2 separate regions of the Homo sapiens genome follow, and region 1 is linked to region 2. Evidence: read pairs that join two places in POLR2A ChIA-PET (ENCODE). Cell type or tissue: Caco-2. All regions are shown on one strand. Each heading gives the region's core, and the rest is flanking DNA. Links, peaks and the distances in the headings are about the cores only.

The links. ChIA-PET counts read pairs that join two places held together with the same protein. Peaks named below come from ENCODE experiments on the same cell type or tissue, not always from the same donor. Only the 100,000 strongest peaks of a DNase experiment are listed, where the experiment ranks them.
Region 1: POLR2A ChIA-PET joins it to region 2 with 6 read pairs; 2 of 35 experiments call an interaction of 5 or more read pairs at or near these places.

Annotation. Positions count from the first base shown.
Region 1 is chr1:214,182,707-214,193,503 of GRCh38, reverse strand. No RefSeq gene overlaps it. Among named protein-coding and RNA genes, the nearest start is that of LINC02775, 76 kb to the right of the region's middle. RefSeq lists an enhancer at 115-681. In Caco-2, for the core only: no CTCF peak of the experiment used is centred there; no DNase peak of the experiment used is centred there; H3K4me3 peaks cover 931 bases.
Region 2 is chr1:214,345,760-214,356,556 of GRCh38, reverse strand. PTPN14 (protein tyrosine phosphatase non-receptor type 14) reads left to right here. Exons shown (of 19, transcript NM_005401.5): 19 at 1-7,857. Among named protein-coding and RNA genes, the nearest start is that of SMYD2, 70 kb to the right of the region's middle. In Caco-2, for the core only: no CTCF peak of the experiment used is centred there; DNase peaks (open chromatin) are centred at 6,616 and 7,344.

The sequences.
Region 1 (10,797 bases), core at 3,683-8,682, 160 kb after region 2:
TGAGTCTGCAGCGAGTGCAAAGCAGTGAAGCAGTCGGGACACAGTGTTCCTGCGGTCTGCTTTCCTCTAGTGTGAAAATTACGCTGCATCCCTCTGGGAGAAGCATTTGCAGCCTAGGAAGGGGGTGGTGCTCATAATAAAAACTCGCTGAGAAGCCAAAATCCTAGGCCTGATTTTCCTTTGGTTTGAAATGCATACTGTTGCAAGGGCAAGTGACCTTCTGTTATTGACGAAATACCTTGAACATTTCTTTCACAGTCTGTTGCTGCCATGCCTGACCGAGCAAATCCTGCTTAATTCCTCTGCTCCCTAGAGGAATGCCTCAGGACCACACTGGAAAAAGTGAATGATCGATTAATGATGAAATTGGCCAACTTGCCAATAACGATAAATTGCTTTGTTCATCCCACAGCAAGGATGCCAGCTCAGTGTGTTGCCTGTGCCTAGAGACAAAGGATGGGAACTCTGGTCAAAATTAACATAGATGAGCTTTCAGACCTATACTGAGCACAATGACAACAATGAGTGACTCACATGTCTGTCTCGTTTTTGACCAACTTAAAATGTTTCACACAGCCTTATGATCAGATATTTATATTTGCAGAAGAAATACAATGGTAGCAGTCAAAATTTGGTTACAGCAGGCTTCTTTCTCTTTTATTTGGGTGGATGTGAGTGTCGTGGATGAACATGCAAATTTTAATGTGTATAAAACTCTCTGAAGACAACAAAACCACTAGAAGATCCACTAGGAATCTGCAGTCCCCTTGAGAAAATAAAATCTGCACATGAAACAACATAAAAATAAATACAAAACGACATGTCAACAAGGACAAATTACCAAACAGTCACTGTTTTTATTTAGTATTTTTGAAATCATGGAATGAATTTTTTTTAATTTAAGGGTAATAATTACCCTATACAATATTTTAGAAATAAATAAATCTAATAAATAAAGATGAAAATAACTACTAGCAGCAATCTACCCCCCAGGAAAAAGAAAAGAAACCATTTGTGGATAATGATAAGGGAGAACAAAATTTTAAAATAAAAAAAGAAAAGCAATCACTTGACATTTTAAAGTAATTATTTCTGGGCTTTAAAACAATGTTGTAACTTTATTCATGGAAGAGTGCTTTACCATAATCTCTTTATCTTTTTTTAAAAAAAATTAATTGTGGTAAAATAGGCATCATATAAAATTTACCATCTTAACCATATTTAAGTGTACAATTCAGCAGTGTGAAGTATATTCACATTGTTGTACAACTAATTCTGGTCTTTTTAAAAAGACATATACTCATTGATATGGTAGATTTTAAAATTATATTTATTGTTGCAAGTAACATTTTTTCCTAGTATCAAAAATAACCCATGTTCAGTACAGAAAACTTAAAAAATACCATTCATCTAATCCTAAGAAAGAAATAATGGTAAATTTTACTGGTTTGCCTTCCAGCATCTTTCTTTGTGAGTACATGTATAGATCTAGGTCTGTATGTATACATCATTAATATTTGCATCTATAAAGACAAAATTACATCAAAGATATCACATGCCTTTTCCTTTAGCACTATTTTGTGAATTATCTTATGAAAATAAATAAGCCTGTGTATATAGTTTTCTTTTCCTTCTTCTTTTTTTTCAGAGACAGGGTCTTGTTCTGTCACCCAGGCTAGAGTGCAGCAGGGCAATGATAGCTTACTAAAACTTAGAACTCCTGGGTTCAAGCAAAAAAACTTAGAATCCCCAGGCTCAAGTGATCCTTCCTCCTTGGCCTCCCAAGTAGCTAGGATTACAAGTGCACACCACCACGCTTGGCTAATTTTTAAAATTTGTTTGTAGGGACAGAGTCTCGCTATGTTGCCCAGGCTGGTCTCAAACTCCTGGCCTCAGCGATCCTCCCACCTTGGCCTCCCAAAGCACTGGAACTACGGGCTTGAGCCACCACACTCAGCCTTGTGTATATAGTTTTGTTGCCTGATTTTTATTCTCCCATTTTCCACTTTAGTATGAGCATTTTGTGGTTACTATATATGAGAAGGCCAGAGTAATTTAAAGTAAAGGGAGGAAGTGAATTTATGATGAGAAAGCTTTCTGGAGAAGGCCCTGAAGCCCCCTCATCCACTGCCCACCTGCTGGCTACCTCCCAGGCACTTGGGCCTCTGATGCACTTAACAGGCTACAGGCTGGATTCACTTTCTACCATAGGCATGGGTCAAGGGCAAATTCCGTCGGTTTTAGTGCAGTGGGTCCACTCAACTGTTGAAAATCAGGCTTCCTGCCTCTTGATTTCTTTCTGGAAATGCCCTCTTATCAGGTTATAAGATAATGGTGCTCTTTCTGAGCAGCAAGCATTGAAGGCAAGAGGAGATGATACTGAAGGGCAATTACTTACCTGCTGTCTACTGAGATATTATGTTTCAAGATATACAAGAGAACTTTAAAATGCTCCTTAAAATATAAAATCATTTCAAAAAATTCTAAGCCATTAGTAACAAGTAGTAAGTTAGCCAGATTATAGAATTTGAATTGTATCCTGGGAGTTGACAGATTGAGACTCTGAGTTCATAGTAGTCCCCTTTAGTCAGTGACTCATATAAACTGATACCTATCGCTAATCACTAATCATTTTATCCAGTAACTACACTGGCTGCAGACAAGCTGAGCGATTTGCTATCAGGTTCTTGGAAGGGGAGAGGAGGTAGCATGTGTGACTGAGGTCATAAAAATTTAGTTACTATGAAAAACTCTTAATATATACAAACTTCTCAGTGGAAAGTGATCTGGGTACTAGATTTAGTTTTGTTTTTGTATTTTGTTTGAATGGATTAGCCAAGCAATCTTAGCTAATCACTTAACTTTCTCTGTGCCTTGGGTGCATTTTCAGTGTAATAGGTTTAATACTTCCCAGTTTACCTACTAGGATTTTTGTAACGCTTGAATTTGTTAATATATATGGAAACACTTTGAAAATGTAAAACACAATATAAAGATATTATTAGCTAAGGACTTTTATTATACAACCTCATAAAATAATTTGGAAAATGAATTAAGAGAGCAAGATTTGTTTTCCATGCAGAGTCAAGTAGCTGACTGGCTGTTACGTTTGGAAGTATGTGGGAAATATTTTTTGTAGATATACGTTTGTATAAACCTCACAGGAAAAATTAAACATCTTTATAGAAGCTAAAAAAGTTGATCTCGTGGAAGAAGAGAGTAGAATAGCGCTTCTCAGAGGCTGGGAAGTGTTGGAGGAGGGGGGAGACGGAGAGATTGATTAAATGCTACAAAATTACTGCTAGATAGGAGGAATAAGTTCCAGTGTTCTATAGCACAGTGGGATGACTATAGTTAACAATAGTTTATTATATGCTTCCAAATAGCTAAAAGAGATAATTTTTGGTGTTCCTAACACAAATAAATGATAAATGTTTGAGGTGATAGATATGATAATTACCTTGATTTGATTGCTGCACACTGTATGTATCAAAACATCACTATGTACCCCATAAATATGTACAATTATTATGAGTCAATTAAAAAAAAGTTAAAAACATTAAAATCAATTTCCCTAGACTTAGAATGAAAAACATTGAGCATCTTTAAAGAGATACATCACTAAAAACATATTATTAAAAAGAAGACAGTTATTCTGTATACAGCCTAATGTTGTCTTTTTATGATCGTATTTGAATTTGCATTCAGGCATCTGATTGCTGCTTGGGGCAAGAACTATGCATTAGTTATAATCCCATCTTTGGTGCCTGGGACAGCGTCTGACATATAGTAAGCATTCAATACTTGTTGGATGAATGAATGAAAACTGGTACTAGACATAGGTTTAAAGTGTTTAGCAGGTGAGACAGTAGGTTACTGACATCTATTAGAGAAACTGCTATATACCAGTTAGACTACTAGGCTTTAGCTCATATGCTATAATGTTTATCAAAAATCCTTGGTAAATATTCTATTAGTTATTACATGATAATGACTCTGTTCCCCAAAGACACAAACATGAAACATGGGTGTACAGATAGACCATGGACTATTTTGTAGAATTCAACCAAGCTATGGGACACATCTATCCATCTACCTATGTACTTAGTGAATACATACATGAAATGGACACAAAAACACATACATGAACACACACACATATGGCATATGTTCCCATTGCCTGGTTTGATTATAGAAACCAATTATTTTGAGGCTAGTTTGGAAAGAAGATTCTTGTTTTATAGTTGAAGAGATGTTGAGTGACTTTGCTTAAGGCAACATGGAAGATTCGTAGTGTCTGACTTCCTTTAATGGGTACATAAAGGGCCTGGGCTCTGATTTGGGCTAGAGTCCAGGAGCCTGGACTGGGTAGGTGAGTGGACAGAGTATTACATAGCTGCAAGCTATGGAAGTAAAGTTCGAGTCTCAGCAATGGCAGTCCACACCTAGCATATTCCAGAAAGTAAACAAGCATATTCCAGAAAGTAAACAAGCAAAAGCAAAAGATCAGTGTGGTGGATATTGACATGGGTGCCACCCACATCCCCTTTAGGAAGAGAGGACCAATTTCTTTAGCTGGAAAACCCCAGGCTGTCATCTGCTTCTAGGGAATTGCCTCTGCAGAAGAAACTCTTCCCTGGGAGAGCCTGAATCCAATGGCTCAAAATAGGAGGATAAAGGTATGGTCTCCTCATGTCAACTTGGAGCAACTCTGAAGAGTCACTCTGGCTTCAGAGCTCCAAGTAGGATGGCTTGAGGATGGCATCGAAACTGGGTCACAACTCAACTTCTCCCTCTGCCCGTTTCTGCTTCCCTTCCCTTCTTTTCCCTAGATGTTGATTCCAAGACCTCTCGAATAAACACCTGCAAGCTAACCTCCATCTCAGAGTCGGCTTCCCAAGAGCCTCAGAGTCTGTGTCCCAAGGCCAGACCCATTTTCCTGGCTGACAGTCTGCATTTGATCATTTCAACTACCTTGTGAGGTAGAGAGGACAAGTATTTTTTTGGCTCACTTCACAGATTTGGAAACTGAGACTGACGGCAGGTTAGTGACATAAACAAGAACCCACGACTAGTGTGTGGCAGAATAGGAAATCTGACCTGAACTCTTTTGATCCCTGGCTTAGTACCTTTATAAAATATATGAAAACAGAACTGTACTAGAAAAATAAAAGATGGGGATTTATGGGAAAACCCCAGCCAGGGAGGCAAAAGCATTGCGGTAAGGATGTACTGAAGTGTAAATGACATGGCATAGATGTGTAACCATGGAAAACGGCAGCAATGGAGACGCCCGCTGGCCTGGGAACTCTCGGAGGCAGTGGAGATAAGGGGTGTGGGGTTCGTAGAAGTCGCTCTGCTCTCCCTGAGGGGGAAACAGTGAAAACTGAGACCTGTGGCAGTGTCTGGGATTGGTAGCTCTAGCCCCAAACTGAAGAGCAACTTTTCTGTGCCAGACTTCATGGTCCTACCTGAATCACACCACTTCTAAAAGATATTAATCTTTTGTTAAAGAATAATTTTCTCTTTAGTCACACAAATTACATACATGGAGATACAAACATTTACACATATAATTTTATAGCATATGTGTGTAATTTATATCCTATGTATGTAATTGTATAGCATATATACTGTGTGTGTATACATGCAACCTTTATATGTATGTGTGGTGTGTGCTGTGTGTGTGTACTGTGTGCGTGTGCTGTGTGCATATGTGTATATATGCATATATATGTAACGTTTCCCCCCCATCGATTGCTTTGCATCGCTTGTCCCTCAAACTATTTTATAAGCATCCGATGTTTTGGCTGCAGGGACGATTTCCAGATTAGTCTCGATTACATTTATTTCTAAAGGATCTCGGTGTGTTCTGAGCACACGCCTGAGAGCGGAGCCGGGTAGAGCTGAGCAGAGCGCGGCGAGCTAAGTTTTCTCACGGGCTCCTGTCCCCCTGAAGCCCCCTTGGCGCCTGCCCTGAGCGTTCGCAGGCAACCGAGGCAGCGTTCTTCGGGATGTGCCAAGCGCCGCCCGCCCGCTCGCTCCTCCAGCTCGGCCCCTTCCCCTGCAACAGACCACACGGTTCAAGACGACGATGTGACAGAGAGAAAACAAGCCGCTCTCTTGTCTGTGACCCGCGAGGCGACCGCGGCGAGCGGGCACCAGCTCCCCACTCCGATTAGGCAATTAGCTGATTGCTGCCTGCCCGCAGCCCGAGCGAGCGGTGCGCGGGGATCTCGCTGCCTGCCCACCTCTCCTGCAAACAGAGGCACGTTCTCCGACTTTGATAGCTCCCTGGGTTCCTGTGAAAAACAACCACAGCGTTTCCAGAGTGTGTTTCTCAAATACCAGCGTCAGGGGATCGCAGAATTACAGCAGCAAATGTTACGAGGTAATGTTTCCAAATAGACACGCTGAAAAATAATCCAAATAGGACCATTAAAGAATAATCCTCATTAAACCCAAACCAAACCAAACACAATCATTCTTAAAAGTGTATTAAAGGGGGAGAAAAACACCAAATGTTTTAAGAGAAGATTAATAATTTGTTCATTAATGTGATTGGATAATTACACATCATTGGTCTTTCCAGAGTAATGCATTTTAAAAATTTATTATTTAAAATGCTTTTTAGATTTGTCACATACAATGTGCACATCAGGTGTGCAGAGAGCTTTTTAGCAGGCAAAAGTGGCTCACAATATTAGACAATGTGCTATTTTTTTCTATGAGAAAGCAGCCTTTCCTAAAACATTAATCTGCTGAAAAAAGATGCTTCTAATTTAGAAGAAATTAGACGTGGAGTCTACACAGCAAACACCTCTGCTAACGCTTCATTAGTAAGTATTTTCACATAATTCAATTAGCCAAAACACATACGCATGCTAGCAGAGCTGTTCGCTGCTCTGGGAGTGTCAGCAAGGCTTTAAGCAGATCTGAAACAAAATTGCATAAATGGCATGTAAAGCTCTGTGCATACAAAGATACCTTCAGGGTTCTAATAAATTCATGAAACTTTTTAAAGTATGATTTCCTAGCAGGCAATCACTTTTAATTAACAGGATCACCTACAGCAACACATGTCCTTCAAAAACTTACATTATTTTTTCTTTTTGAATTTCAAAGTTTCTGTAGTAAAAGTTGAATAGCTGAGTAGCTTAACCTCAAAAGGATTCCAGGCTTTTATGACAGTTATAAATCACTGTGGTGCCTTCTTTATAAGAAGAAAAGATTCTTAACACAACAGAGAAAGAAGGAAATCTCTTTTTAGTCATAGCTAGAAGCAAGCATTTTCTCCAAAGGTCAAAAAACTTTTCCTCAGTTAAAGAATAATTTTAAGGACATTGCAGCTACTTGTACAAGTAATCTCTTGTAATTTACTCTATGAATTAAACATTCAATTTCCAGGATTGTAGTTCCACATGGGATGGACTTCTCTCTTTCTGGAGCTGGCTTTGTAGAGTTTTTTTTTCCAGTTTAGTTTTTAGTAAATATGGGCCAGGGCTGAATGCAGGGTCTTATACTTAATGAGCCCTTCTCCTTGAGGAAAAATCAGAATCCGTACATTTGCCAAAAGATTCATTTGAGTGGTTGTTGCCGTTTCTTTTTCACGCCTTTGTTTGAAAGAAGGGACGTGCTCATAGGCTGTGCTAATGGTTGGGTTGCAGAAATCTGAAAAAGAGACTTTGATGATTCTGAGACAAGGGACCCCTATGCTTTCCTCTAGATGAGGAGGCTCTCTGCTTTGTGATTTCCCTAAGTGCAAAGGGGGTAATCAGGGAGACATTTTGAAAGTGTAGAATTAGGATGGTGACTTTTGCTCTTCTGAAAAACCGTGAAGATACCTGCAGGGTGAAGATTGCATGTCTTGACCATCGGGGTGAAGGGTGAGAAGCAACCTTTGCAGGCGGATGTAGCAATACTGTCCACCACCACCCCAGGGGCACTTGGAGAAGCCAGTCATCATTTCTCACCTGAGTGGCTGCAGCAGCCTCCCTGCTGGTCCACCTGCCTCTAATATTGCTCCTCTCAAATCCATTCTCCACAAAAAGTTCATTTACTGGTTTTTTTGAGGAATTATTCTGGCCACAGACTGCATTAGGTGTTAGGGATATGTCACCATTTTAAAACATAAATCTGATCATTTACTTCCAAGCTTAACTCCTTCAGTAGTTTCCTATTCCCCGTAAGATAAAATCAAAATGCCTGAATTTGGCATAAAATTCCTTGATGATCTTACCCCTGGCTTGCATTTCCAGCCTTAACTTTTGTTCCTCTTTTGCTTCTGAATCTGAGTTGGACTACTGGGCTCTGTCCCTAACAAAAGGGCCATTTTCTTTCTCAGATTAAAAAAAAAAAAAAAGGCTTTGTATTTCTGCTCTCTGGAAGGTCCTTTCCCCGTTTTTTCTCAGTTTGAGTCAAAGGTCACCCTAGTTCATACCTACTCATTCTCCAAGTTCCCACCTAATAATCACCCCCTTCACATCCTTTAGGAAGCCCTCCCTGACTCCCCCGAACTGTCGACCCTTCTAGGCACTCTCAGTGCATCCTCTGTTCATTTCAGGGGGAGCCCTCATTCATTCAGTGAATATGTATTGAACATTTACTCTGCGTCAGGCACTGTTCTGGGGACAAACTGATCAGCAAGACAGGCCTGTGTTCTAATGGAATTTATATTTTAATGGAAGACAATTAGCCATGACATAACTATTCAAATAAGTAAATAAATAAGATAATTTGCAATTGTGATCATGGTGGCGAGGATAGGGTGGCCCACTTTAAGTTAAGGTCTCTGCGAGGAGATCACAGGTGAGCTTATATGTATGAATAATGAGAAGCAGCCAGTCCACGGATATCTAGCAAAAGGTTATTTCATAAGCCAAAGAAGGAGCCACAAGCACGAAGTCCCTGAGGTAGGAATGAGCTTGTTGTGTTCAAAGACGGCAACCCAGTGTAGCTGTTGTATCCCAGGCATGTCTTGTGCTTTTCCTCACCTGTCTTCATCTGTGGTCCTGTTAGCAGACCCATTTGGCTCTCTCACTAAGCAATGTATGACAACTAAATTTTAACCAGAAATAAAATTGTTTTGACCTCTAGATTCCACTCCTTTATTTAATTTCTCAGTTTGTCCAGAATTAAGACAGGGTAAAGTGCTGTCATTTGTTAGGGCTCTCAAAGACTTCAACACTGCCGGGCGCGCGGTGGCTCACGCCTGTAATCCCAGCACTCTGGGAGGCCGAGACGGGCAGATCACGAGGTCAGGAGATCGAGACCATTCTGGCTAACACAGTGAAACCCTGTCTCTACTAAAAATACAAAAAATTAGCCGGGCATGGTGGCGGGCGCCTGTAGTCCCAGCTACTCTGGAGGCTGAGGCAGGAGAATGGCGCGAACCCGGGAGGCGGAGCTTGCAGTGAGCTGAGATCGCACCACTGCACTCCCTCATTCTGAAATGAACAGAGGATGCACTGAGAGTGCCTAGAAGGGTCTACAGTTTGGGGGAGTCAGGGAGGGCTTCCTAAAGGATGTGAAGGGGGTGATTATTAGGTGGGCATTTGGAGAATGAGTAGGTATGAACTAGGGTGAGCTTTGACTCAAACTGAGAAAAAACGGGGAAAGGATCTTCCAGAGAGCAGAAATACAAAGTCTTCTTCTTTTTTTTTTTTTAATGTGAGAAGGAAAAAAAGACTTCAACATTAGTGAATATGGCTTGCAAAGATTTTTTTTTCTGGTGTAGTTTTTTTCTTTATGTAATTTATGGTGTTTCTTTTCCAACTGGAACTTTCTATTTTTACATAGTCAAGTTTATTATTTTTCTTTTATGCTTTCTAGGTTTGGATCATAATTCAGCTTTCTCATTCTGAAATCTTAAAAAGTTTCCCATTTTTTTTTAGTATTTTTAATACTTCATTTTTTACCTCTAGATCTGTGATCTATCTGGAATTTTACTTTTGATGTAAAATGGTAGAGATCCAACTTAATTCCTTTTAAAACTTTCTTGACAATGTATTAAATGATCTATGTTTTTCTCACTGAATTTTGTTGCTAACTTCGTTAGAAATTACATTCCTTCATGTTTTGGGGTTATTTCTGGTGCTATAGTCTGCTCTATTTATGTGTGTGCTTAATCTTTTGCCTTTGCCCTGCTGTTTTAATTACTGTATCTTGATAGTATGTTTTGTATCTAGCAGAGTTAGTCACCCTTCATTATTGTTACTTTGTATAATTTTCTTAGGTATTTGTGAATGTTTACTTTTGTTGGTCTGAAGATGTCTTCATCTTGCCCTTAATCTTAAATAATAGTTTCTCAAAATCTACAATTACAGCTTGACAGTTATTTCTCCTCTGCATTGTGGAAGATATTGTTCCACTGATTTTTTTGGCTTCCATTGTTGTTGTTAAAAGCATGATTTCTGTCTAATTATCATTCCCTTGTGAGTGGGCTGCCCTTCTTATCTGGTTGCTTTTAAGATTTTCTTTTTGTCTTTGATGTTTCATCATGATATGTCTAGTTGAAGATTTCTTTTTATTTGCTTGGTGTTGGTTGTGATTCTCAAATCTGAGGATTTATGTCTATCATTAATACTGAAAACTAAGCATTCGGCCAGGCACGGTGGCTTATGCCTGTAATCGCAGCATTTTGGGAGGCTGAGGTGGGTGGATCATGAGGTCAGGAGTTCGAGACCAGCCTGGCCAACGTGGTGAAACCCCATTTCTACTAAAAATACAAAAATTAGCTGGGTGTGGTGGCGGGTGCCTATAATCCCAGCTACTTGGGAGGTTGAGGCAGGAGAGTCA
Region 2 (10,797 bases), core at 3,926-8,925:
GGTCAGTGTCCTTCTGAATTTCCAAGGATGGTACACAATAAATCATGTTTTGTACTTTTTTCCTCTTACTGCATTTTGGGGGATTTATCATTCTATGTCTACCTTTTCTTGAGTACAGCTTTGATATGCACCTGTTGTTACGTGGTGATGGGAAGTCACAGGCGTGCTCTTTCTAGTTAATTTGATGCCACATCTTCCTTGTCTTTTCAGCTTGGGAAAAAGGCGGCAGTGGAGGAAGGCATGGAATGCCCACAGTGGTCAGTTCAAAGAACAAACGTGCAATTAAAAAACTGTAGTCAGCCAGGCACGGTGGTTCACACCTGTAATCCCAGCACTTTGAAAGGCCAAGGCGGGCAGATTGCTTGAGCTAAGGAGTTCGAGACCAGCCTGAGCAACATGATGAAACCCCGTCTCTACAAAAAGTACAAAAATTAGCCAGGCGTGGTGGTATGCCCTGGTAGTCCCAGCTGCTCGGGAGGCTGAGGCAGGAGGATCACCTGATTCTAAGAATTCGAGACTGCAGTGAGCCGTGATCTTGCCACTGTAGTCCAGGCTGGGCTACGGAGAGACCCTGCCTCCAAAAAAAAAAAAAAAAAAGGAAAAAAGGTTGTCAAGAAAAACTAGATGTTAGGAGAAAGGAAAATTTAATTGCAGTTTTTTTTCTTAGAATTGACTGCTGTGAGAGTTCCATATGCCTTTCTTCATTGCTGCTTTTGTCCCCCGTGAGCTAAAAAGATGGAGTGACATCAAATCAACCAGAAAAAGTATGCCTTTGTGACATCCCATCACCACATGCCAACAGGTATATATTCCCCATTAAGTTCTTCGGAATAGGAATCCTCTGTTTCAACCTGGCCAGGTGTTGTGGTGGCTGTACTCTAGTTAGACTCGGAATATCTGGGGATGGAGGGCTTCCCCTGTGTCTTCTACTTCAAGGTCTGAAGGCTCAGTGAAGGAGTATAATCTGCTGATCTTTGTAGATTCTGGAGTTTTGTTGTATGTCCTGGAAAGAAACCCATTAGTATTACATGTATTTTCAGTGAACAGAGCTTATAACCCTTATTATAAGAAGCTCATCAATAAGCAAAAAGATACTTGTTTCCTTTCCTTGGAGGTTTTTCCATCCTTGGGATATTCTGCTGTTAGGGATGTTTTAGCAAGTGGTCTCAGTTACTGGTTTATTGCGTGATGAACAACATCAGTATTTATCTTTTATCTCTAAGCCCCAAGGTGGGCACTGTTAGAATATGTCTCATGTGGACAGCATATAGATCTGGTGCGTCTTTGAGGTCGTCAGAGCTCATGGGCTTCCCTGAAATTCATCCACTGTCCCTGCCGTATGCTACGGGAATATTCATTAGTGTACAAAATGCAGGGAGGAAGTAGGTTTAATATTCAACTTTCTAGCCAAAGTTTATATTGAAACCCAAAAGAAAACATTTAAGAGTTGTTCCACATATTTCACTTTTAAAAACAAATGCCTTTGGTTCTTTAGCACATTTTGCATTCCTTTTCACATCTCCAGTAAATGCCAACATATCTCCTGTTAAATTAGCAGCAGCCATTTAAAGTCCTTTCGGTGGCATCTGCATAATAATTGCCCAGAGATGCTTTATATCTGGGAAGCAAGCCAAGGAATAAACCTTGAAGCAAAGTGTATTAAATTAGTTATCTAGTTAGAGCTTTTGGAATGATTTCCTGATGATGTATCAAGTCTGAAGCTGGAGCTGTCAGTGTCTATTGCTGCAGTTTGGATTTGAAGGGAGAAAATGTAAAATGGAGGAAAAAAAAGTTACCATCTCACAACAAAGCCATCAAACATTTTCCAGCCGCTGTTTTCGAGGTTTTCCAGTTGAACTGTTTGGTTTCTTTCATCCACACTCATTTGGATACATTGACCCGAGGTATTCATCCTTGTTTACTGTGGTCCCTGAATCATGGGGGCTGAATTTGATGTCTTCATCCTTGAGATGAGCCTGCTGGCTTAGCTGAGGAATGTCCTGCTGAGGTTTCTTAGGTTTCCTTGGGTTCTAAGGATATACTGGATATACCATCTTTTAGCAAGAGTATCTGGTAGCATTTACAGATAGCATAGACATTGGTATGCACTTCTTTCCCCAGATAGGAAGTAAAGGAGGATTTAGTTGCATGAAAAAAGGATGTTAAACATTGATTACATAGGAGTAAAGATGAATGAGCTGCAATATTCAGTCGGAGCTAAACAATAAGATCAGGGAAGGTAAAAATACCTATGTGGAATATTTTGAATCGTAAGCTTTTGAGGAGCTTAAATTGAGAGAATTTTACTTTTAATTTTGTAGATTGAGAAGAGGAACCGCTTTTTAAAATTATAGCTAAACTGTCATTGTTTTCCTAAGAGTCACTTGGCCATCTCTGGCCCCCTCTTTCATCAGCCTGAAGAGAGGGTCTTTGTAGACTGCTGAGGGTGGGCCTTGTAGGACTTGACCATGGCTTACACCTACTTAACCTTTATCCTGCTTTCTTTCAGCTTGTGCTTTTCAGTTATAAACTCCAGTGGGTACAGCAGGCTGGCCTTTTCATCCAGCTGATTATTTTTCCAGCTTAATATAGATTGACCCATATGAAATTTCCAATAATGGACCATATTTTCTGCAAATAGACAGTACTCGCATGGATCACCTATATCTTCCCCCTGATACACTGTGGGTCCCAACACCAGATGTCATTTCTCCAGAGCAGTGCTAATGAACACAAAAGGTATACCCTGGGTGGCCCAGCTCTTTTCACGAACGTGCTGCCCTGCTCATAGTGATCCTTGCATCACTTGGTGAATGGGCCATCTCCTGGGACATGGAAGTTGCAGAGGTAGATAGTGCACTGCAGCTTCTCTTAAGCCGGATTGGCCATCAGGCATATCACTCTGGAGTTTTTAGCTGCTGTCCTTTCCCGATGAACAGTCTGTATTAGCTGACCTCAGCCTACTTGTTACGTGACGTATGGGTCCCAAAAGTGTCCTTTGTCAAAAAGCAGAATGTGCCTTCTAGTCTCCCTTTCCCCATCTAATGGTGTATTCGATGGTGAAGATGAGTACAGTTGACCACCCCTATCTGTGGGTTCCACATCCCTATATTCAACCAAGTACAGATTGAAAAATATTTGGGGAAGAGGGGAAACCCACAAAGTTCCAAAAAGCAAAAGTTGAATTTGCCACATGCTGAATACTACATTGAATTCACACAAATGAAGTGATGTGTAGGCATTGAGTTAGGTATTGTAAATAATCTAGAGATGATTTAAAGTATGCAAGAGATGTGCATAGGTTATATGCAAATACTGTGCTATTTTATATAAAAGACTTGAACATCCATGGATTCTGGTATTCTCAGAGGGTCCTTGATTGCCCCCTTTGGTAAAGGACAACTATTTCGTTACTGATTTTCGTTTGGGGAAGATCTGTCAATCCCTTGAGGTGCGGGGGTTGGGGGGATGGAGGGTACAGGGCATTCTAGGATGTGTGCCAGGGAGCACAGATTCAAGGGATGGGATTGAGTCAGACCTGTGTTCTTACTCAGTGTCAGAAATAACTCTGTGGAGCTCCTAGAGTAAGACATTTCCGGAAGCACCACATAATTACTGTTGGGCTCTTAGGGTAGCCCTTTTAGGGAATTGAGCATTCCCATGTTTTACCAACAATTATTCTGCTGCTGTGTTTTATTATATTGCCAATGGTTTTGAGACACTCATCATGCTCTTATTTAGTGATTTCTTTTCATGAGCAGAGCAACAGCTCATCCAGCATGGTTTCCAAATGGAGAAATTTGGGTCTTCTGTAGAAACCACACAAATTCTCCAATGGCCTACAGCCTTATGGTTGGCACACTAGTTGGCCCTATAGGGTGGAAATAAAGCTGTAAGATGTTAAACTGCATTTGATACTTCTCTTGAACGCTGAGCAAGGAAGCAAAATAGTTCTTGTCTTTACTTAAGCTTCTAAGACATTTTGGGGCAAAGGACCTTACAGATGGCGTCTGTTGAAAGTAACAGCAACGTGCCAGGGAGAAATGTGGGGGAAATCTCATCAAATTCTGCCACCTCAAATGTGTTGTCCAGAAGTCAGTGTTATTCAGGGGGCCCTGTGAAACTTGACCACCAGCTTGCGCCATCAACACTCAGCCTTTATCCAGCCTGCTCTCAGCTTTTGTGTTTCTGTTAGAAACTCAGATAGGTAAGTATTTTTATTCAGTAGACTACCTTTCTTATCTTTTCAGCTTAATATAGCTGCATCTTCTTTCTCAAAGCCAAACTAAGATATTCTCTATTAAAATGTCCATGAGCCTAGCATTGAGTGTCTGGCATCCATCAATTTCATAGACTGGAAAATGATTGTTGTTTGGTACAGTAAAGAAGAGGATGTGCATCAGTTCCTACCGTTTGCAGCTTTGTTTTTAGCCTTCCCATTTTAAAAATAAATTCAAGGACATTGAGTTACAAGGCAGGAGGGCTGGAGCTACTGGGCAGCCTGAATATGACAAGCATTTGTGTGGAAAGTCATTGCTCCTTCTGCCACACTTTGGGCCATCAGGATCATTCTTTCCCAGAAGTGCCATAAACTTGCTCAAAAGTTTCTATAAATGGGAAGAGGGAGAGGAAGGATTTTTGCATCAGTCCTGAAGTTGCTATCCAAAAGTTCTCTGTTTCACAAATAATTTTCTGAACTCTGGAATGCCTCTCCTACTCCCTGCCTCCCTTTCTGTAATGTCAGAGTGATGGAAACCACCAAGTGGCATGCTAGGGAAAGCCTGCAGCAGTGTTGGAGTCTATTTCACCCTAGCTCATAGTTTTAAACTGTCTTCACTGTTGAGGTAGAGCTTGATGAATGTCATGGATTATGATGTGTGGTTTATCATATTTGCCTGGATTTGCTGATCAAAAGCACCATCTTCCCTCGCCTGCTGCTGGCAGCCTTTCCTTGCCTTGCTTGTTAGCAGAGCATTCTGCTTACCCATGTGGCTCCCAGAGTTAGCAGCCCCGGCTCTTGGATTTCTTGATTCTTCTCCCCTGTGATCTCAGAGGTGCTGCAGAGGACATTCCCCTTTAGAGCAAGTCATGTTTCTATTCAGGCCACAAAACTGGGATGTACATGCAGTGACTTTGGTGTTCCTTGTCTTGTTCAGGGGAACGGGTGGGACTGTTGTGTGCTGTCACCCTCTTCATTCCATGAGCACCTTGTTCACTTAGGGTCTGCTGCCTTTTTTTTTTTCTTTTTCTTTTTTTTTTTTTTTTTAGTTTTTGAGATCGTGTCTCACTCCTGTTGCGCAGGCTGGAGTGCAGCCTCCAAAGTAGCTGGGATTATAGGCGTGCACCACCACACCCGGCTAATTTTTATATTTTTAGTAGAGACGGGGTTTTGCCATGTTGGCCAGACTGGTCTCAAACCTCTGACCTCGTGATGACCCCCCTCGGCCTCCCAAAGTGCTGGGATTACACCCAGCCTCTGCTGCCTTTTCATATTTCCCCATCTGCTTTATGGATCAACTCTCAACAGTACACTTTTTCTTTTCTTTACCTACCCTATGAGTGCAACCCAGATGTAAGAGTTAATCCTCGTCAGAGAATCATTGCCTTAAACCTCTCAGAAATATGTAATTAGGAAATCTTATTTTAATTTTTTAAAAATTGCTTGTATAGTTTCAAAGAATAAGATCTGGCAAATGGCCAGATGTGGTGGCTCACACCTGTAATCAAACCAGCACTTTGGGAGGCTGAGGCAGGCAGATCACCTGAGGTCAGGCGTTCAAGACCAGCCTGGCCAACATGGTGAAATCCCGTCTCTACTAAAAATACAAAAAAAAAAAAAAAAAAAAAAATTAGCCAGGCATGGTGGCACATGCCTGTAATCCCAGCTACTCAGGAGGCTGAGGCAGGATAATTGCTTGAACCCGGGAGGTGGAGGTTGCAGTGAGCCGAGATCATGCCACTGCACTCCAGCCTGGGCAACAGAGTGAGACTTTGTCTCAAAAAAAAAAAAAAAAAAAAAAAAAGATCTGGCGGATGAAAATAACCAGAATGAAAATAGCTAGAAAACTCAGCAAGCAGGAAGCTCCCTTTCTCACCCTTTTGTTCCCTTGCCGATAGAATCAGTCACTATTAGAAAAAATGAAAGACGCTCTGTTTAAAACAATGATGACAGCAGTACTTAATATGTATTTCGAGGTGAACTTATATAGATTGAGAGAGGCTGCATTTGGCAGACTGATGTATAGGAAGACCCATTTGTTTCTAGCTTCTCCCTGCAGGGAAAATGCTTTCGTCATTATAGCCTCTTTACACAGACTGGCCATTCTAGTGAAACAGGTGGTAAACCTTTGGGCTGCCCAGAAACATTTTATCTGTTTTCACTTACCTAGGAAGGGGAAAGATTAGCGGGTCATCCAAAATCTGTATGTAAGCTATCTTCATTTTCTTCCCCAACCTTCTCCTCCTGGGAAACACAAATGCTATCTCATCTGACAAAAGGTTTTAGAGGATAAAGCTGAAAAGATTGGATTGGGATCTTTTTGTGGCTTGGGGCGGAGCCTTTTGCTAAAATCTCAAGAATGCTGCTTTGAGTTTAGCTAGGGTGGCTCTCAGAACTGGGGTGCCTGGCATTCTCAGCATTTCTCAGGGGCCTCCCACCTCTGACAACTGCAGTGTTAGCTAATACATACCTTGAGCATAGAACTGAATGCTGTAATTCAGAGCCATTTTTTTTTTCAACTTGAACATTGTACAATTTTACTGCAATTTCCTTTGAACTTTCTTGCCACTGTTTGGAATCTTAAAAATTCATTAGCCTTCTCCTTTCTGACATAAAGCTACTCTTCATCAGAGATGAGTTCCTATGTATGTCCTTTGTTCCTTCAATAGCTAATTAATGTGCTTGAGGATACTTCAGTGGAAAAAAAGGTTTAAATATGCAAATTACTAATAAATGTGTAACCTTATGTAACTTGTGTTACATCAAGTAACAAGCTAATCTAGTTTGTTTCACTGGACTAGGCTTGTGCTCCCTACTTCAGTATTTTGATGCTTTCCTTGATCTTTGTTTCACAAAATGTTGTGAATTTTGGTATCATTCAAAACAAATGACATTTATTAGGTTTCATTTTGAAACGATGTACAGACAAGTCCCCAACTTAGAAACCGGTTTGTTCTTAAGGTTCTTGCGTCAGCCCATAGAAGCCCACTGACCTCCACCACAGCCCAAATGGAGGGCTGTGATAGCCAGATCTGGTTGGCTTTTGTGGGCTGACCCAGACATTTAATCACCATCTCTTATGTTGTTGCCGTAAGAAATGCATTCCAGGTTGGGACTTGGGATCCTGAGAGCACATTCGCCCCCTGTGGTGGCCGCTTGCCACCTTGCAAGATGGAAGCCCAGTCTCCTTACTACCAAACTGTAGTTGTAAGCAGAGGGAGGGGTGAGATGTTTATAGGACATTCCCTAAGCTGGGGAGTGATTTTTATCACTATTCATGTCAACTGTACTTTGGTATAGACTCCCTATCAATTTAATAATATGAAAAGCCTAAAATAAAACTATGCATGCTATTCTATGTGCTATTTTATATCAGTAAATAAGCTTATGCTTGCCAGTTGTATACACAGTTATGAGGTGTATAGAACTGACTTTGACAGTATTTTTTGCACTGTTTCCTATCTGTTTTTATAAAGTCTTATTTAGATATTGGACCTTGTTGATGTTCTCACTGCCCTTGTGCTTGCTATAAAATGTTTCATATGTGCCTTTACAAATGTGAGATCTTTATTCTAACCTTTTTTTGTAAAAGATATCTATTGATTTCCATATGCAATAAACCTTTTTTTCAGAGAAAAGTTACATCTTCTCTTTTCTGTACTGTATATGTTTGCATTAGTTGAAAGTGCCTGGGAAAACCTGCATGCTTTGTTTTCTAAAGCCCATTTATTGCTACCCAGTTTTTAGTCCTGCATAACCTTATCATACTGAAGATTTAGTTTGAAATTCCCAAGGTTGTCACTGTTAGAAGAAACCTGAAAGGGGTGATCACTAGGCAAGTGGAGTGAAGAATACATAGAAATGGGTCTTTCTCACAAATGCAGCAATAAGCCTCGTTAAGCTCCAAGCCCCTACTCACTCCTCCTTCACTGTCATTTACTCAGGTACCAAACTGTTGATGTGGAAAAGGCAGGCACCAACCAGGCTGCTGTAGAAAATTTAAATTCTTGCTTTTGCCTTTCAGCTTTATAACAGCTCAACTTGTGTCCAGGTTTAAAGGTGGCTGTCCTGTCCCAGACTTTCAGCCAGTAACCACCATAGCACATTCACGGTGAACCCCTCATATGTGGGTAGATGCTTTATGTATCCTTGGTAAGTAACAGAAAAGTATAACAACTTCTCCCAGTAATGCATTGACAACCCCATGACTATACAAGCAGTTGTTGAACTACCAGAGATCCCAACTAGTTTCACATCAAAAAAATGAGAATACTGTAAGCCACTCTGGGGTGAGAGGATATGGCAAGCAAATCTCATTAAACATACACTTAATTCTCTATGGTGACTGTGGCAACAAAGCAATTATAATTATTGAAAGAAAGGCTACATAATGTTAAAAAAGATGATAGTAGACAAAATAGGCCAATGAAAATGGAGATAAATCGGGTAGAATGGCAGGAGAACAGATACACTAATTCATTTTCTCTTTTGTGAGCTGAGCAAATAGAACCAGTTTCTTTTCTTTGGTTGATAAACAGAAAAAGTAGAGGTTTGTTACATAATTGAGAGAGAAAACAGTAACCTGGTAGACGTATTTGTCTCCAAATATACTGTTAGCAGAGCTGGGGAAGAAAATTTTTAAAAAGAGAGAAACAGAATAATTCCCCACAAAACTAAAGATAAGTATAAGAAACAGCAACGCACACACACAAATATGCAATAAGATGACAATACCAGAACCAAATATGGCTATTTTATGTGATTTTACCTCTTATTTTATTTAATGAAAATAAATGGGAAAAACTCACCAGATTTACTAGTTAAGAAACATAATGGGTGCAAAAAAAAACTCAGCTAAAGAAAAGAAACATCTAACAAAAAGAATAAATGAGACTTGTATAAACACAGCAAAACTCCTTCTGAGGCAAAACTTAGACAAATTGATAAACTTACCACATTCTTGAATAGGAAGACTCCTGAAGAGGCCAGTTCTCTGTATATCACTGACTCTAGTGCAAGTCCAATAAAAAAATCACAACACCACCAGAAAAATTCAAGGGAACCCAGAAGGATTAGCCCTAGTATATACTAAAAGTTTTGCAGTGCAACAATAGAGTATTTTACTGGCACAAGAATAGATCAATAGAATGAAATACTGCAGAAATAAACCAAAGTCTTAGAGAAATGATAATGGTACCCTTCCAAATCAGCATGGGAAAATAATAAATAATTCAACAAGTAATTCAATAAATGAAAACTAAAATTTATTAAGGAATACCATGGGATATTTTATTATTTTTATTTATTTGAGACTGGGTCTCGCTCTGTCGCCCAGCCTGGAGTGCAGTGGCACGATCTTGGCTTACTGAACCCTGTGCCTCCTGGGCGCGGGTGATCCCACCTCGGCCTCCCAAGTAGCTGGGACTACAGGCATGCACCACCACGCCCGGCTAATTTTTGTATTTATTATAGAGATGGGGTTTTGCCATGTTGCACAGGCTCATCCTGAACTCCTGGGCTCAAGTGATCAGCCCACCTTGGACTCCCAAAGTGCTGGGATTACACACATGAGCCACCATGCTTGGCCTGTATATCTTATTAAACAATTCTGCCCGGCGTGGTGGCTCACGCCTATAATCCCAGCACTTCGGGAGGCCGAGGCGGGTGGATCACGAGGTCAGGAGTTTGGGACCAGCCAGACCAACGTGGTGAAACCCTGTCTCTACTAAAAATGCAAAAATTAGCCAGGCGTGGTGGCGCATGCCTGTAATCCCAGCTACTTAGGAGGCTGAGACAGGAGAATCGCTTGAACCCGGGAGGCGGAGGTTGTAGTGAGCCGAGATTGCGCTATTGTACTCCAGCCTGGGTGACAGAGCGAGACTCAGTCTCAAAAAAAAAAAAAAAAAAATTCTAGCTAGATGAAAGATTTAAATAAAAATTAATATTACTTTTTACAATAAACCAGTAATAGTTTTATTCACTTAAAGATGAAAACAATCTGCTTTTGTACAGCAAGGGTCATGAAAAATAAAGTTAATGGACAACTAGAGTAAAAATATTTTTAATATATGACAAGGAGCTAATACCCCAATATATACAGAGCTCAGAAGTTATTATGAAAGACATTAACATATAGCAAAACAAGCAATGGCCATGTGGTATCACAGAAAATTCTGGAATTTCATATCAAGGGTGATAGGAGGCTCTTTTGTTTTAGTGAGACAATTTTTTTTTTTTTTTTGAGACACAGTCTCGCTCTGTCACCCAGGCTGGAGTGAAGTGGTGCGATCTCGGCTCACTGCAAGCTCCGCCTCCCAGGTTCACGCCATTCTCCTGCCTCAGCCTCCCGAGTAGCTGGGACTACAGGTGCCCGCCACCAAGCCTGGCTAATTTTTTGTATTTTTAGTAGAGACGGGGTTTCACCATGTTAGCCAGGATGGTCTCAATCTCCTGACCTTGTGATCTACCCGCCTCGGCCTCCCAAAGTGCTGGCATTACAGGCGTGAGCCACCGCGCCCGGCTGTAGTGAGACAATTCTTAGTGGTACCCTAGATAGCTTCAGGATGGGGGCAGGTCTT